Regions from separate parts of the Homo sapiens genome. Here region 2 is linked to region 1. The links are chromatin loops, found by intact Hi-C in ENCODE. Cell type or tissue: PC-3. All regions are shown on one strand. Links, peaks and the distances in the headings refer to the core of each region. The heading gives the core; the rest is flanking DNA. Region 1 overlaps ROBO1 (roundabout guidance receptor 1). Region 2 has its middle 460 kb from the start of LINC02077.

Region 1 (8,917 bases), core at 446-8,445:
TGTTTACAGTTTTAAAAAAGACAGCTTACATGGCCACTATTATTATTTACAATTTTAAAGATGACCCAAATATGCCAAGATTTTCACATACTTTTGCTACTTATCCTTAAACTCTGAAGACTGCTGATATTTTTGTGTTTTTTATTCTCAAAGGAAATTGTTAACAGTGTCAGACAGATGATCCTCCATGCCCCTTAGATACCTTCATCAATTCTGGGCCTCAGATCTGGGCTGTAGATTAGGTTAGATGGTTGTAAGTCCCAGTTTTCAGAGACACCCCAGTTTATGTCATTAGTCCAACAAGATCAATTCTAGTACCCCTTCTTGCTCTCAAAATTGTACTGACTTAAATGGCAGATTATACAAATTATAGGGCCCATCCTTCAGTCGAATGCAACAGCTTTGCTTTGCTGCAAAGCAAATTTAAAGAGGATTTCCAATTTAAAAAAGTCTCCTACCCTACCATCACCAACTTTTTCCCACGAATTTTCTACATAAGTGAACATTTCTTACATGTGTTGGCCAGATTGTTTCTCTGACCAATTATATGACAAAGTCAGAATTTTTCATGTTAGCTAGAACTTGAATGTCCCTATGCATAGACCAAAACAGTATGGGACAGCAGTCTAAAATATTTGTGTTGTCCGTCACAAGGGGACTTAGCAAGAGTCAACACAAATGCATCACTAATACTATAAAAATAAATCTCCTTGCCGCCTGCCTGTGGCTCAGCAGCAATCTCTTCATGTACATGCATTTGCTTTAGCATTATCATCCTTAAATATGTTTTTTTCAGATATGTGTCCTCTCTAGGGATGAAGCAGTATGTCAATATTCCCGCCTGTGAAATGGAAAATGAGGGCTTGGAGGTTACTGAAAAGAGAACTGGTGCTCATTATGTATACAAAGTAGAAGAATGTCAGGCACATGCTACCATATAAAACCTTTGACTGAAAATAATTGTAGACAAGGGGTTTTGGGTGTCTTTGTGTGGTGGAGTGGGGAAGGGGTAGGGTGTTTGGGGTAGAAGATGTTTGGATTTGAATGAGGAAAAGAGTGACTAATTAACATATAGATGTGGAGTCTCTTGAATTCTTCATCAAAAGACCTCCATCATGAACTCTGTTTTGCAAATAGCCAGTCAGTGGAATCCTGTGTTTCTTATGAAGTGCCATAGCTACGTGATTATAATAATTTAATGGTCTACATTGTCTTGAACTCTAAAAATGTGACATGCAACTCTCCTTCCTACTGAAATGTTTCTTTTTCTTTACTAACGTACTTTGAGCATGCCAACAAATGCCTATGTGCTCTTTGTGCAAAACCTATTAAACTAATACCATTGCCCTTTCAACTTAGCTTGTGTTTAAGCAGAAATCATAGAACATAATTACAAATGTAATTTGATGAGCATTTGATTCTGCTTTCTTCACTTTGTCCTGTTGGCACATTTTCATAATTTTGTTTCTAGGCAATTTTTAAGTGCATTTTGAGATCTTAAATTTTCTATACCAAAGTCAATGCCAGTAATTTTAAGAAAAAAAGAAAGTGAAATATTTTAAAGAATAAAAAATGTAAAAGAGCCTACTGACCTATAAAACATCAAGCCAGAGTGTAACTTCAGGGGAACAGTGAGCATATTTAACATTTCCCCCTTACATTTAGCTATCGGTGTGACATCTGCCAGTTCGCTGGGTACCCCCTGTCCACATGCATTCACATATTGCACCCGCATCACTTAGGGACCCAGAGAGTTTATTATATTATTGGAAGCTTTGAAAATTAAGTTGTTATTTCGTGTGCTAGCAGTGAAAATTTCATTTAGATTGACCTCCTTTTCATCTCTTCTTCAGTTCCTCAAAGTGGGGTTAGCAGTTAGCTAGGAGAAGTAATGACAAGGACCTTTCATATTTTCCCGGTGTCCTTGTGATTGCAAATTAATGTTCAGGCACTCCATTCTTGCTTGAATAGCTTTAGTTTCAAATGCACCTTTCATTTTTTTTTTTTTTTATGAAGACTTGTTACTATGGCTCTGAATTTTTGAATGTAGCTAAATTACATTGACTCTCTGAAAAGACCTGACTGAAAAAAAACACAATAGGATTCTTAAGACAGGGACTGCTGTGCTGCACACGAAGGCCAGGGTATAAATTGGGGACACAGCACTGAGGTTTTTGCTTTTCTTCTTTCTAGTATGCTCAGAGATAAAGTGGCTTGGTAAGAAGTGACAATTGTAGAGGACGCTATAGCGTTTCGGTTTGCAAACCCCAAATGCTCCGATTCTACAGTAAATTTCTTGGAGATGTTCAAATGTGAAATAGAAAATATAATTCTGGCAGTGTTTTGATACATGATAAGTAATCAATATTCTAGTTTGTTTCTACTAAAGATTATTTTAAAGAAACTTTAATCTTAGAGGGAATAACATATATTTCCTTGCTTTTTTTTTTTTTTAACCAGAGCAGCGTTTACTTTAATTTAACATGAAGAGATTGGAAATAAGTCAATCTCCTCCCTCTATGAAATGACATGGAAATTGCTCTGCCGTTATCCAACCCCCCAGGAATGGGAGAAGATAGGAAAAGTGGGGGAGGAATGGCTGCTACTTTTGAGGTCTGCGGTTCAATTTCAGGCATTATTGATTAGATTAAGATTTATAACTGCAGAGAGAGTGAAGGTTTTCAGAAGGGTGTTATTGTTCTATTGTTTAGCTTCTACTGTGGTATTAAAAGAATGTCCAGCCTACTTCTAGGAAGCTTCTAAAAGTAAACTCAAAGAAATTAAAATTTAAAACTCCAGTTTTTTCTGTCCATTCACAAGTTTTTATGATGATAAAAAATGTCAGTTATGTGATAAGATGTCAGGCATTTCCACTCAGTGAAATAGTTAAATTTTATGGTTCTCTTTTATTCAGTTCATCTTTTTCTTTCCTTTCCTTTACTTGTGTTGTGTTTGTTTGTTTGTTGTTTCTTCTTCCCCTTTCCTTGCCTTTCCTTCTTTTCCTTCTTTCTCTCTTTTTTTTCTCTCAATGTTAAGTACATAAGTGCACCTAGTAGTTCACTTTAATAAGCATTTACTTTCAGATTTCTAGATAAGGTTCCAGCAAGACTCTGATAATACTTATTTAAGAATCCATCATCCTGTGTTTGGAGATGATTAATAGTGGAGGATTCTTGTTTGTACGAAAGCCACGAGCTAAATCTGTGTTACTAAATGCAGGGTCATTCACAGGCTAACCTAGCATAATTCCCTTCCTGAGTGTACTAGAATGTCAGACACTTCAAAATGGTACCTGTAGAGACAAGCTTCTTTTTTTAACCTCAGAATTGGTTTTATTCATAGATCAGATTGTCAGAACTACTGGCTTAGTTATTTACATTTGTTTTATGTTCAGCTGTCTGCTTGATTTATACTAATGTGATATGTTCCCTTTCTCTCTTCAGCTTAATAACTGGTTTATATTTTGTTTTGATTTTTCAGTCCCGTCTTTTACCTTCACACCAACAGGTATATATTTGCACTTACCCTCCTCCTTTCCATTGTTAGTTTGGCATGTGTTCCACTATTGTGTTTCTGTTTTTATTTCATTTTCTGCAGTAAGTTGGGGGAAAGAACTTAAAGTGGAATGTAATACTTGATTTACTCACACCAGGCATGTGTTTAAGGTAGAAATGGTTGGTGTTGCTTTTCATCCATTCGATGCAATTATTTATTCACAATTCCACACTGGATCTTGGCCTTGTTTGCATGTGTTTCATTAAGTAGACACACTGTCTCTACCTTCAGCATGATTTAACATGCTAATGATCTTATTGACTACTTCAGACTTGACAGTGCATTTTTCAACTTAAGCTTTCAAGTTTTCCAACAAAAATTTCTCTCCCTTATAATTCTCTGTCCCCAGAATCAATATTGTTAAAGGTAACCACAATATCCAGCACATGTGAAAGATAGAACTTTTCGTTTTCCCTAAGTCAGAATCCTAATATTCCGTTCTATCCAATTTCTTTCAAAATGGGTCCTCTTCTGTCATATCACCTCCAGGAAAAGATGTACGTGTAGTTGTGCCCTCTCAGTTTTAATCCAGTTATTGTCATCACTGGGAGCAGTTATCTCTCTATAACAGACTTCCAGTTTGGAGTTCTTCTAAGTAGCAGAACTTGGCAGCTTTAAAAACACATTTCTTCTTAGAAAATGTGTCTGTATTTACAGAAAAGCTAATCTTCTTAACCACTTAGCCTAACTATGTGAAAATCTTTTTTTTGTTATGGTTAAATTTTTCCATCCCAAATTTATTAAGCTGAGGATGCTTTCAAGAGCATTATAATATATTTTGATTATCTATACATGTCTGATGAAAATATAATGAGAAATAATTTGCAGAAGCCACAATAAAAAATAGGTCACATGAATTAATAGTCACAACTTGGCATACATCTTTGTGTGTAGAAAGGTTTATTTTAACATTTCTCTTTGACTTACTGGTACTCATACTTCCGGGAAAATAATCTAGTAGTTTTTTTTTTTCCTGAGTTTAAGTTTACACCTATATAAAATTATGAAATTATGTGCTCCAATAATAAATTCAAAATGGAAATCCATCGGAATGCTAATGTACAGATGTGTAACAGTTATATTTAATAAGTGTACTGATGTTTTGCTTTTTCTTGATTCTCCACCTTATTGGAATTTGAAGAAAATAAGAGTGATATATAGATATCTAATTATATATATAATTAGATATATGATATGTATATCTAATTCTATACAATATTTAAAGAAATGTCACTAGTTGAATCAATCTGTTACGTCATGTGATTTTTGCAATGCTTCTGTCTAGGAAGACAGAAGGAATTCCATTTTAGAAAGAAGCTCATGAATGTAATAGCTTTTGATATATAAATATGTCTATTAATTGTTCCTTTTTTTTTTCGTAACATTCTAGTAACTTACCAGAGAGGAGGCGAAGCTGTCAGCAGTGGAGGGAGGTAATTATCTTGCTTGTTTTGTAGATCCTACAGGGAATTCCAAATATTTCTTCATCTTCCTCAATGACACCACTTTCTCTGCTTAAAAAGTCTAACTTAAAGGTGGAATTTATTTAGTTCCTTGACGAAGACTCCATTCAGCTATGCTGTTGAAACAAGCTGTTTACACACAAATGTAGTTGATTGGAGTAGTTGCATCTTAGTCAGTGACCACTAGAGGGAGGACTTTAACTGAGAAAGAGACTTGCTGATTTAGCAAATGATTAAAAGGAGTTAAAGTGACTAAGCGGTGGCATTTATGAAGATTAACAAATACAGCTAGTTAACTAATACTATCCAAGAAAAAGAGTTCATTTGAAAAACCTGCTGAACACAGCAATTGCTCATAAGTTGTAGGTTATGTTTGTTTATTCTTGTTATGAATTCAACATAGTTCACTTCCCCATTTGCAGGAAAATGTGTTGAAATAAAAGAGGAAATCTGGGTAACTTGTTAACAAAGAATGTTTTCCCTCCTCTAATTGAAATGAATCTCATATTTATGATTTTTAAAGTAATTATTATTCAGTGAACTTTAATATATTCACAGAGAAATCACAAATTGATGTGACAACCAGCTTAAAGGGGCTGAAATAAGGTATAAGTTATGTGATGAGCCAAGCTTCAGAATTTTTCACAATAAGATGTTTTTTTTTTCTCCAAAACAGTAACATCTAGCTTACAGTGTAAAAAAAAAAAAATCTTCCAACCAAAACCATCTTATAATTCAAATTCAGTGAACTTACTAAATTCCCTTCTTTGTACAGCTGTATAACATGACTGCTACTAGAAAGATAACAATGAGTAAGATATTATTCCTAAATTCAAGGAACATACCACCGGATAAGAAAATTACTGAATTTAGTATATAACAAAGAGTGGTTTAAAAAAAAAGAAGGTTGACCACCTTTAGCCAATGCTGTACAAATTTGGCAACAAGTACTAATCTTTTCTTTCCTGGGTATTGCTAACTTCCTGTTTTCATACCTGTGAAACAAAGCCAGCCAGTGACAGACCCAAAGCTAGGGAGGTTTTCATAAGGAATAAATCCACTTGATTCAGGAATTAAACCAGGGCATGTTTGTGCATCCAGGGGAATTCCATCTAAATCACAGCCCAGACATTCATGAAAGAGCCTCTGGCATAAGAACATTTTCTCGTGGGTGAATCTGGAATACCTGATTTTATAACCACTTCATTACATGTGTATATTTCAACCTCCTCACTAATCAAAGCATGTGAAAGTGCTTCTTGAGTGTCTTTGATATGTTCTTCACTAGCCTCTGTGCGTGGGTGTGTGTACACAAGTATCACACACACATACAGAAAAATAAGCTTGGTTCCTACTCTAAAAGAATTTACAACCTGGATAGAGCAAACTGGCACATGGGAAACAATGGCAGGAATGCATAGGTAGCAAATGCTAGTTGCCACGGCAGGATGGAAAAATTACAAAGTTCCTGAGCTATTTGGAAAGCTCACTATATCACAAAACAAACATAGCTTTTTAAAGTTAAAAATAAAATCCCTGTCAGTGAAACTGATTTATTTCAAATAGTAAGTAGAAATGATCATTTTCCTAAATGAAATGCTAAACGATGTTGGGATGTTACGGAGGCAACAGTTCAATAAAGATTTCAGAGTCAATGCTCAAAATGTCAGTTATATACAAAATTTTAGAATTATTTATTCATGCAATATATTGAACACTTACTATGTGACAGGTGCTAGTTTACTTACTTGGGAAGCATCAGTAAGCAAAGTGTATAAAAATTCCTGCCCTTCCAGACCTTACATTATAGTGGCGGAAATGCGAGATGAATAATAAACATTTTTTTAAAAAGTCAGCTGTACAATATCAGCAGTTGATAAATGCTACGGAAAAAATAAAATAGGATGAGGACAATAAGGATGCTTTACGAAGGGGCCTCATTCCTAGCCACTTACGGATGTGTGTGTCATTGTGTGTGTATGTGTGTCTGTGTCTATGTTTCGTGATCTAGTGAGATCAGAGAGGGAATAATGAACCAAACTCCTACACTGACTTCTCTTGTGTCTGCCCCTTAAGCACTGGTTTCCCTCATGTGTTTCAGACTTTCTGAGTCCTCACTGGACCTCCTACCTCACATAGTTAATGACACCAAAGCCAAAACCTTCCAGCCATCCTCTTGGACCTCCTGTATCCATTACTGCATTTTGTTGATGCTGTCTCTTACTCCTTTCACTCTCATATTGTTTCATTTCAAGCCCTACTTCTCCTTTGCCTAATCTATGACAAAAGCTCTCAGGAGTCCTACCTTTATCTATAATACCTTCATTAGCATTATTTCCTGCTAATTCCCTTTGCTCACTGGAGACAGAACGATCTTTTGAAATGCATATTGATCATGTTTCTGAGCTCCAGAAAATCCCATTATCAATAGGACCTATCATGTTTAGAATATCAGATCCAAACTCGGCATAATATGCAAAGTCCACAGCTCTAGGTCTCTGCAGACTTACTTCACACCTCAAAATGTGCCAGACCCTACAATCCACTGTGTCACCCCACCTGCCATTTGCCAAGATTGCATTCTCTTATGTGTCCTTACTACACTGTGCATGTATTACATAGGTCTGGACTGTCTCCCCACCCAGCGACCCTTCTCAGTTTACTGAATTCCACCTACTATGCCCTCCATTAACTCTCTAATGTGGAATTACCTCAATGAAGTGCGTAACATAAGGTGATGCGGTTATCTTTTGTTTATGTCAGAGGTCAGTGAATTATGGCTCTTGGGCCAAATCCAGCCTGCCACCTGTTTTTGTAAATAAAGTTTTATAAGAATACAGCTAGGCTCATTTGTTTACATATTTTCTATGACTGTGTTTGAGCCACATTGGCAGAGTTGAGTAGTTATCAAATAAGCTCTATGGCTTGGGAAGCCTTAAAATGTTACTATCTGGTCCTTTACCAAAAACGTTTGGCAACTCCTGGTGGATATGATTGCCTCTGACAAGAGAGTGTGAGTTCCTGGAGGATGCAGATTACGTGGTTTATTTATCGATAAATGGGTTTTTAATAATGCAATAAATTACATAAATAAATGCGATAAATCACATGAATGATTAATTTTTGATAGATGTCACCTATAAGTAAAAAAAAAATGAATGAGCCATTGAATAAATGAATGTCAGAAGGCCTGAGTTCAGTCCTTTGTAACTTCAGAGAAATTGTGGAGGCTGTATTTTTTCCTCTGATAAAAGGAGAAGGTTATCTAGAGCTCTGTTATCATTGTGAACATTGCAAATGTGGCTATTCCTGGAAAAGAGAGAATGAAGAGTGTGGTAAGCAAAGAGACTGCTTCCCAACTTAAAAAGGGCAAAGAATTTGTGAGAAAATCCAGGGAAATGATCATGGAAATATTAAGTAGCCGTTGCTACTCATTTGTTTTCCTTTCCTCAAACATTCCAGGCAATGTGTCCAAAAAACATACTTAATCCAAACCACAGCATAAAGCAAGAAAGCAGAGAAAACCTGAGAAGGGTGGGATGGGAAAGTCTGGCTAACCTGGTAGAGAATGCCAATACCACATTCCCTGTTGGTGGGAGGTGAGGAAATAGAGCTCAAGCCTTTGCTTCTCTTTAAAATATTGGCAATTCTGAGATCTAGCCCTTGGCTTTATAGCTCATTCAATCTGCCAGTGGGAAGGGGAGACAGCCTATAGCCTGACAAGGCTTCCTGCCAGCCTCCTTCACCATTTCCGCAGCTCCTGGACTCTGTAGTGTTTTATTTTGTGATTTAGCAGTTCAAATAGGCTTTCTTGGGGTGAGTGATTGGAATAGCAAGAGAAGAGTAGGAATTGAAGGTAATTGCCATATAATTACTAAAGTGCATTTGCCCTCTTTTTT
Region 2 (8,917 bases), core at 621-8,620, 140 kb after region 1:
CTTTGTTTAACCCAATATATGCAAAATATTCCTATTTCAACTTATAATCAATATGAAAATTAATAATGAGATTTTTAAAAATTATTGCATGCAAACACTTATCAAGAGAAACCGGAATGTAATAAGTGCTCAATAAATCTAGCTATCATACTTATAATCTCCTTAAATAAATTGTAAACCCTGTAAAAGTTAGTTTCATGCTCCCTTAATCTCTCTCTTAACCACTCCTTACTCTCAATCTTTACTAACATTCTATGAGTTACCTCTGTTCTGGATTATTCTAAGGGCTTCCTCACTGGTGGTGTCCCTGCTTCTAGGAAGATCTTCTCCATACTGTCCTTCGATTTTTCTCCTTAACCCCAATTTAATCATATTAGCCATCAGCTTAAAAATTTTTATCGCTCCTCAGTGCTGTAAGAAAAAACTTCTTGTGGCTTTGCTTTATGTTGTTTTCCTTTTACTTTTAATCTTTCCCTGGATTAAGTGGGGAGAATTGCTCCCTACTCTACCTCTTCAAGGAAGGCACCTGAAAGGGGTAAAAACCAAGGTAGTCTGCAAGTCTTTCTGGATTTGTTTTTAAAATGCTGAGTCATTTAGGCAATTTCTAATCATTTTTATGGAAATAAAATGAAGAAATGGATTCGAAGCTATAACCAGAGTGTCTTAGAAAAGCAAGAAGGAGAATGGAGCTCTTCTCTCAGAGTAGGAAAACTTTCCAGGATGCAAGAGCAGAGGGAAGAGAGACTGTGGGTTCTGACATGATAAAGACCTGGGTTTATCATCCTAGCAGTTTGTGGAAGTGTCAAGATCTAGTAGAAGAGCAGTGACATCCTCACAGGCTTTACAAGAATTCTGGACAGAAATAGAGTTTTAACTAAGCACTAATCAGGCTATATTTTGGCCGACTTTCTTATTACCGAAAGTCAGGTGGCACTAGATGCTAACCATTTGCATCCCTGATTGTTTCTACAGATAGGATTTCTGATGTTAGAATAGGATAGGATTTATGTTTAATAATTAATTAGCACTTCTGTTATTCTTTTGGATAGGATCTCTGATGTTAGAATCATAAAGCTTTTATTTAAGAATTGCTTAAGATGTTTTTAAGACCTGGCTTCCAGTGATCCTCACAGAGAACCAAATCAGCATGAGAATAGTTTCTTCATCTCCTTGTCCCATGACTTTACCCTGCACTCATTGACCAATCAACGGTCTCCACATTTTGGTCCATTCCAAAACCCTTAAAAACACTTGCCCCAAATTCCTCAGGGAGACAGATTTGAGGTTTCCTCCCATCTGCTCGTTCAGTGGCCCTACAATTAAATGTCTTTTTCTGCTGTAACCTGGTGTCTCTGCAAATTGACTTGCCACACGCATTGGAAAATGGACCTATTACAGTTACAATTTAGTGGTGACCCAGATGAGATGCCCTTCATGGGCATTTGCCCGTGGCTCTGTGCCCCCTATTACTATTGTAGCAGGTCCGGAGAGGAGCTCTAGCGGCCGCCTGACTCCTTAATGCTGAACTATGATGTGACTGGGGATATTTGACCGCAGGTTTCAAAATATCATTTCCTGTATAAGTAGATTTTTGAATGAAGAATAATATTTCTGCATTCTCAGGAAAGCAGACTAAAACCTCCATGAACTGGACATTACCTCTTTATTCAACTTCATGTGCTCTGGTTCCTTAGTCCCCTGTATTTTATGCTGCCTTCTTGATTGACAGATAAACTTTGTTATATGCAGAGAAAGATTACACTGTAGTAGTTAATAATGTGGACTTTGGAATCAAACCACCTACATTCAGATCTAGCTCTTTTATCTACAAATGGTATATCTTTGGCAAGTTATTATGCTTCTTTGGCCAAGTTATTATGCCTCTGATCTTCAGTTTTTCCCTCTGTAACATGGAGACAATAATAGTATGTATCTAAGAGTTGTTGAAAGAATTAAATGCATTGTTTTATGTAAAGTAAAAAAATGAAAACACTATACAAGCATTGGTTATTTATTATTATTCCATAAGAAATTTATGTTTATTATTTTATTATTAATAGTAGTTGGTAATACAAAATCATTATTTGTTTCTGCTGTGGTCGGAATGTTTGTTTCCCTGTCAAATTCATACGCTGAAACCCTAATACCCAAGGTAGACACATTAGGAGGAGGGGTTTTTGGGAGGGGATTAGGTCATGAGGCTGGATCCCTCATAAATGGGATTAGTGCCTTTATACAATAGGCCCAAGGGAGCTTGTTTGTCCCTTCTGCCATGTGAGGACACAGGTAGAAGGCTTTATCTCTGAACCAGAAAGCAGGTGTTCACCAGACATTGAATCTACTGGTGCCTTGATCTTAAACTTTCCAGCCTCCAGAAGTGTGAGAAATAAATTTCCACTATGTATGTATGTATTTATTTATTTATTTTGAGATGGAGTCTCACTCTGTCCCCAGGCTGGAGTGCAGTGGCGCTATCTCAGCTCACTGCAAACTCCGCCTCCCAGGTTCAAGTGATTCTCCTGCCTTAGCCTCCCGAGTAGCTGGGACTACAGGCAGCACCACCACACCCAGCTAATTTTTGTATTTTTAGTCAGACGGGGTTTCATCATGTTGGCCAGGATGGTCTCGATCTCTTACAACAATTGTATAATATATGATTGTTAAATGAATAAATGAATGTTATGTAATCCTGTTGTATCCCTGGCACAATACCTCATAGAGTCTGTCTCAGAGCATTTCTTGAGAAATGGGAACCCTTCATAGTTTGCAAGATGAACTTTTTGAGAGTGGGGTGGTGGGCAGGGTGGGTGTGTTCTCATGTAGGGTGCTGAACATCTAGAAAGCAAACTACAGTCATTGGATGTAGCAGACACCAACCATTCACAACCTTTCCACTTTTCCAACAGACACCCTACCTCTTCAGGAGAGCTATGTGTTGCAGTAGAGTAGATGGTGGGGTGGCAGCCCCAGCAGTAGGCAGTCAGTGAAACATTATTAGAATAAACCTGTCGTGATTATCCCATCCCCGTTGGCATTAGTTCATCCTTACATTGCTATAAAGAACTACCTGAAGCGGGGTAATTTATATAGAAAACAGGTTTAAACTGGCTCATGATTCCATAGTATATATGGGAAACATGGCTGGGGAGGCCTCCGAAAACTTGCAATCATGTCAGAAGGTGAAGGGGAAGCCTGCATCTCCTCCGTGGCTGGAGCAGGAGTAAGAAAGCAAAGGGAGAAGTGCTACACACTGTTAAACAACCAGATATCACGAGAACTCCATGACAACAGTAAGGCGGAAATCTGTCCCCATGATCCAATCATCTTCCACCAGGCCCTACCTCCAACACTCAGGATCACAATTCAACATGAGATTTGGGTGGGGACACAGAGCCAAACCATATCACCCTCACCAGGGGTGGGTATAGGCATAGGCCTATCACACGTTCCTGCCCTTTCCTTGGACATTGCTGTGTTGGGATGTGATGCCTAAAATGGAGCAGCCATTTTGTGACCACAGGGGAGTGAATATGTTCAGTTCAGCAGAGCTAATAATTGAAGCTGCCTTCCTCATGAAATTTTGTTGATCTTCTGAATTGTGCAATCTAAAAATAATTTTTAAGATTTCTACTTATAGGAAAATATAAATATTATGTGGTTGTTTATGTTGTTTGGTTTTTTTTTTTTTTTGGCAACTTGTGGGAAAAATCATTACTAACAATTAACAGCACAATAAACAAAAGGGAAGAACTGTCAACCACCCAAAAGGTTTTCATGTCACTACAAAGAATTATTAGGTTTCTGGCAAGAAGCTGTTGAAATAACTATATTAAAACTATAATAATGGCTCTGTAATCTTTTACTCTATAGATGCTATCGTCATCAGGGAATGAAGATATGAAAAAATGGGAAAACCTATTTTTTTTTTTGGCTAAGTCTGATAAAAAGGCGGATAGTCATGGAGAACTCTGATTGGATACAAAATATGATCTATTGGTAGTAAACTGAAGGGAGCTTAGCAAGGCCTGTTACTCACCAAGATTATTCTCCTTGTCCCTGTGTCTTCACAGATAAGAATTCCCTCTTCCTCCATGTGGAGGGAGGCCACTTCCCAGATGAAGTTCTTATGATCTGCTTCAGGAGGAGGTCAGAAAACCCTTTCTAGCTTTTATGATCTGCTTCATCGAAAGATGATGGGAAGGTGAGAATGACCTTCCCGCTTCTGTGGTCTTCTCAAATTTCTTTAGTTAAAATAGTGTGAGGTAGCATGTCCTGAATCTCTTCAGGAGCTTTATGAAAACCTTAGCAGTTTACTCTGGCCCACTGAGTCTGTGTGACCGGCTGAAGTCCATTCCTTCCAGATCGTGATATGGAGATTCTTGATACATGTCTGCTGTGCTTTGGAATAAAGACAGAACTGAACTTTTAAGTGTGTATGTGTACATATTTGTGTGTTTGTGAAAGACAGTAGATATAAGGGTGAAGTCCATTCTTTCTAGATTGTGGTGTGGAGATTCTTGATACATGTTTGTTGTGTTTTGGAATCAAGACAAGACTGAACTTTTAGGTGTTTATATGTGCTTATTTGTGTGTGTGTGTGTGTGTGTGTATGTGTGTGTGTGAGAGAGTAGGTATAAGGGCTGGACCTTAGTGTGTTAATTGTTGAATACCTAGGAAAGAAAAGCAAAAATTAGGTAAGGGTTAATTTTTCAGAATTTCTTAAAAATAGCATCTCATCAAAATTTTATAGCTCCCTCACAGAGATTCAGAGGTTTTGTCACTAGCCTTAGGTTGCAAAATAAGTCAAGGTCAAAATTAGGTGTACTCTCAGGAGTGTCAGTTTTAGATCTATCTTCTTTTAAATCTTATCTCAGTTCCTCAAAAGAATCATTAGATTATCTAACCCTAAAGATCCCTGCGGTTAACATCTCTCCATTTAAAATTACCATAATAATCACAACAAAGGAATGTGTATTTAATAATGTTCATGTACACTTCAGCTTGTCCCAACCGAATTAATGACTAATTCTGAGACTCAGGTAGTGGGCCCTGGAAGAGATTTTTGAGGCCCTGTGTCAGACTTCAAAGCAAATTTCAACCTTGACACAGCAGGCTCCAGTCCAGCAGGCCAGAACTGCCCGGGGCAATGGTCCCCTGAAGACCTAGCAGAAGGTTAGAAATTTGCATTCACACTGTGTGTGTGTTTGTTTATAGCAGGAGAACTTTGTTTCTTAAGTCATTCAAAGTTTTTTAATGGAAGATGAAAGTGAATTTGAGGGAAACAAAAAGAAAACCAACGTCTATGTCCCTGAACAGGAGACTGTTTGACTAGTTTCCCAGATTCTAAGAGTAGCACTTTCACATCAATGTGTATTTAGACGTCCCCGTTTCTGTTGGTTTTAGGTTAATTTTTGTCACATTTTGATCTCTTTTTTCCAGGGCCTTTTGTGTGATTAAATGTTAAGTAACTGCAGGTCTTGTTTCCACCCTTGCTGAGTCAGCTCAGCTCCCTGACAGGACTGTCTCCCTTTGATTGGCAGTCACAGGAGATGGGAAGTGAGGGAGGGACAGTGAATATTTCAGGTCAGTTCTCTCAGAGAATATAAAGGCTGGCATGGTGACGATTTATTATTTCTGATGACTAATTATAGGGAGGTTTGTGTTTCATGGGTATTTTGATAGGTGGCTTTTGCAGAGCTATCACCTTACTGAAATACTTCAATACTTCAACCCTTTGTCAACACTTAGAAGATATCACCTTTCTCTGTGGGTTAAGGAAGATAAGGAGGCAGAAAATATTTATATGGTCAATTTCATGATTTTCTAGAGAGAAACTAAGAGGTTTTAGGAGGGAGATGACTGACCTCAAGATTTGAAGGATTAAAACCAGGCAGAGAGAGAGTTTATTAGGCCTTAGAAGATGTTTATTTGGAGGAAGTTGGTAGAAAGCAAATATCTTAAGAATGCAATGTGGTTGTTTTATCTTGATTGAGTTAAACACCACAAAATATTATATGCCTGGAATTTAACATTGTCGCCAAGATTCATAAATCAAAGTTATCTTCTTGAATGCTAGATTGTTTTAAAAAAAAAAAGGCGGCAGAGGGGAGGGGGTTGCATCAGGCCTGCTTGCAAAGAATTATTGTACTGCTAATCAACCCAAATTATGTGTAAAATTTGTATGAAGAAAATAGCTTTGAATGTAGCGTAACATTTATCAATCTGATCCGCAATTTTTAAAAAATGGAAGATTGTACTAATTTTTGCTATAGCAACAAACAACTCCGCAATCTCAGTGACTTATAACAAAGGTCTATTTCTCACTCCTGGTTTATGAGAACCATTGGTCAGCTATGACACTGCTGAGTTCAGCTGGGTTTCCCTGGCAGTAGCCGGCCTTGGCTCCAGGTGGCTTGTATTCCAGGTCTCAGGGGTAAAGGAACAACCCTAATCTGGGTCATGATCTTTTTCATAGCTTGGTCTTTTTTTAGAAGGCAGAAGCTCAGGGGGCAGAGCCAAACCACAAAAGTACATTTAACATTTCTGCTCAAAAATTGTATAAGTCCTATCTGCTCCTATTCCATTGGCCAAAGTCACATGACCAAGGCCAAAGTGCATAGGGATCATATTCTGACGATAAAGAAGTACGACAAAGCCTGGGGTGGGGCAAATGATTGTGAACAAATAATACCACTTACCGTAATGACCAAAAACATTAAAATGGCAGGAAGTGGGGCCGGGTGCTGTGGCTCACGCCTGTAATCCCAGCACTTTGGGAGGCCGAGGCAGGTTGATCACGAGGTCAGGAGATCGACACCATCCTGGCTAACACGGTGAAACCCTGTCTCTACTAAAAATACAAAAAAATCATCCGGGCGTGGTGGTGGGCGCCTGTAGTCCCAGCTACTCGGGAAGCTGAGGCAGGAGAATGGCGGGAACCCGAGAGGCGGAGTTTGCAGTGAGCCGCCTACTGCACTCCAGCCTGGGTGACAGAGCGAGACTCCTTCTCAAAAAATAAATAAATAAATAAAATAAAAATAAAATGGTAAGAAGTAAATTTTACAAATAAAACTGAGAAATGAAAATACAAGGGCAATAACCTACGTGGGATAGCTGTGAGTGAGGTGTATCTAGTTTTACAAATTCTGAGGAAGGCTCCCTAGACAGTGCCGGATTGATTGAAAAACTCTCAAGGAAGGATGTGGCAGCACTTCATATAATACTTTTCATCCTACACCTACCAGAATTTGTAGTAAAGAAGAATTTGCAGAAAAAAATTATGATCATTTACTGATCACTTATTGAAATCGAGGCTTTGGCTAGTCCAGGAATCTCATAGCTGGCTGTGGATGTTTTTTCTACACGGAACCCAACTTGAGAAAACCTTAGCTAGAGGGGTTCACATACTTCCTAAGCCCAGCGATTAGCTTTTTTTTTTTTTTCTTGCTGAATAGCGTTCAGTTTTTTTCTTTTGATTAGACTGAAAATTTCTTGCTAATTGCAATTTCTCAACATTTAACTACACTAACTCTGCTGCTAGTAACAGATTGTACCGGTGTGAGACTACTGCTTTTTTCTTTTTTTTTTTTAACTCGTGTCTTTTAAATTGGATGTATCCACTTGTAAGTTGTAAGTGGCTGAGTCTATGTAGTTTACTAGTATATCCCGCAGTACCAACGAGAATTCTTGACATACAGAGTTGCTCAATAAATGTTTATGGAACCATGTTGAACACTCTAAAAAGAAATGTGTAGGATTATATAAAAATTTAGAATTCAGGTATGTAGGGTCCAAAATCTACAACTAAAAATAGCCAGAATTAGAAGGATGGATGTGCCTTCTCCATGGAAAGAAAGACAGAGAGAATCTAAGAACTAATCTTGAGAAATTCTGATGGAAACGTGGACTTGCTAAGATTGAGGTGCCCATGGGAAAATCCTGGTGAATATTACATCAAGTTACCCTCTCACATTTTTCCACAACCAAACTATCACAGTGTTCTAGCCAATCATCAACGCATGGAAATGTTTTCTTTATAATCTTAGACTAGTCAAGGACACAATGTCCACACTGTCCTCTCTTTTAGTGGCCAAATAATCAGTTTAATTAAAAATTATGTAAACAAAGTACACTATTCTCAGGCTATATATAGGCCCTCCCTCATTTTTTTCCTTCTATAAATTTTGTTTATGTCTTTTTAAAATCTTGACTCAGTCTACCCTCACATAGCTGATTCTCTCACATAGGAATAAATTATTTGCATGGAACTTGCCTGAGCAGCCTGCAGAATCACTCGCTTAATGTCTCTGAGCCATTCTTGGATAATCTGAGAAGAGTGAGCAGTTATTATTTCTGAGATGGAACACAAGGTGATGGGGAGGCAGTAGTGATAGGAGAAGAAGCTGCAAAGCTAGGCCTAGCCAGAGAGTGAATATCTTTGAATGTTAGATTAGGAAATGTAGAATCCATGCTGTAACTTGTGTGGAAAGGCAGAAAGACTTTTAAAAAGCAAAATTATGATTAGAACTGTACACAAAAATTCATGAACTAATTAATTAATTAATTCAGGATCTATTTATTGTGGACCCACATACTGCCAGTATGTGTGCTATGCCATGATGACATACAATGGAGGGTCAAACATGCATGATATCTGTTTTCCAGAGGCTAAAAGCTGATGCGGGAATAGACAAAAAGCACACAACTAAGACACAAAATATCTAGTTATAAACTGTTAAGTCTTGTGAAGGAAAAATAATGGATGCTTGAATAATAGACTAGAAGGAATTGAGGTTAGGAAGTTAGCACCTGAGAATGCTTTTTTACCTAAAGATATAGAATTGCCAAGTCAACAGATCTAAAAATAAGGAGGTTTATTATCTCACACAAATAATTTCAGAAGAGAGATGGCAATGCT

Evidence for each region. Hi-C counts contacts between places; a loop is a spot of excess contacts. Peaks named below come from ENCODE experiments on the same cell type or tissue, not always from the same donor. Only the 100,000 strongest peaks of a DNase experiment are listed, where the experiment ranks them.
Region 2: it touches region 1 in a loop (6-fold over the local background); 3 of 110 quality-filtered maps call a loop at or near these places.

Annotation. Positions count from the first base shown.
Region 1 is chr3:78,642,219-78,651,135 of GRCh38, reverse strand. ROBO1 (roundabout guidance receptor 1) reads left to right here. Exons shown (of 31, transcript NM_002941.4): 20 at 3,481-3,507; 21 at 4,946-4,988. Among named protein-coding and RNA genes, the nearest start is that of LINC02077, 600 kb to the right of the region's middle. In PC-3, for the core only: CTCF peaks have their summits at 5,000 and 5,201 (motif pointing right); a DNase peak (open chromatin) is centred at 5,205.
Region 2 is chr3:78,503,706-78,512,622 of GRCh38, reverse strand. No RefSeq gene overlaps it. Among named protein-coding and RNA genes, the nearest start is that of LINC02077, 460 kb to the right of the region's middle. In PC-3, for the core only: no CTCF peak of the experiment used is centred there; DNase peaks (open chromatin) are centred at 5,052 and 5,582; H3K4me3 peaks cover 885 bases; H3K27ac peaks cover 2,268 bases.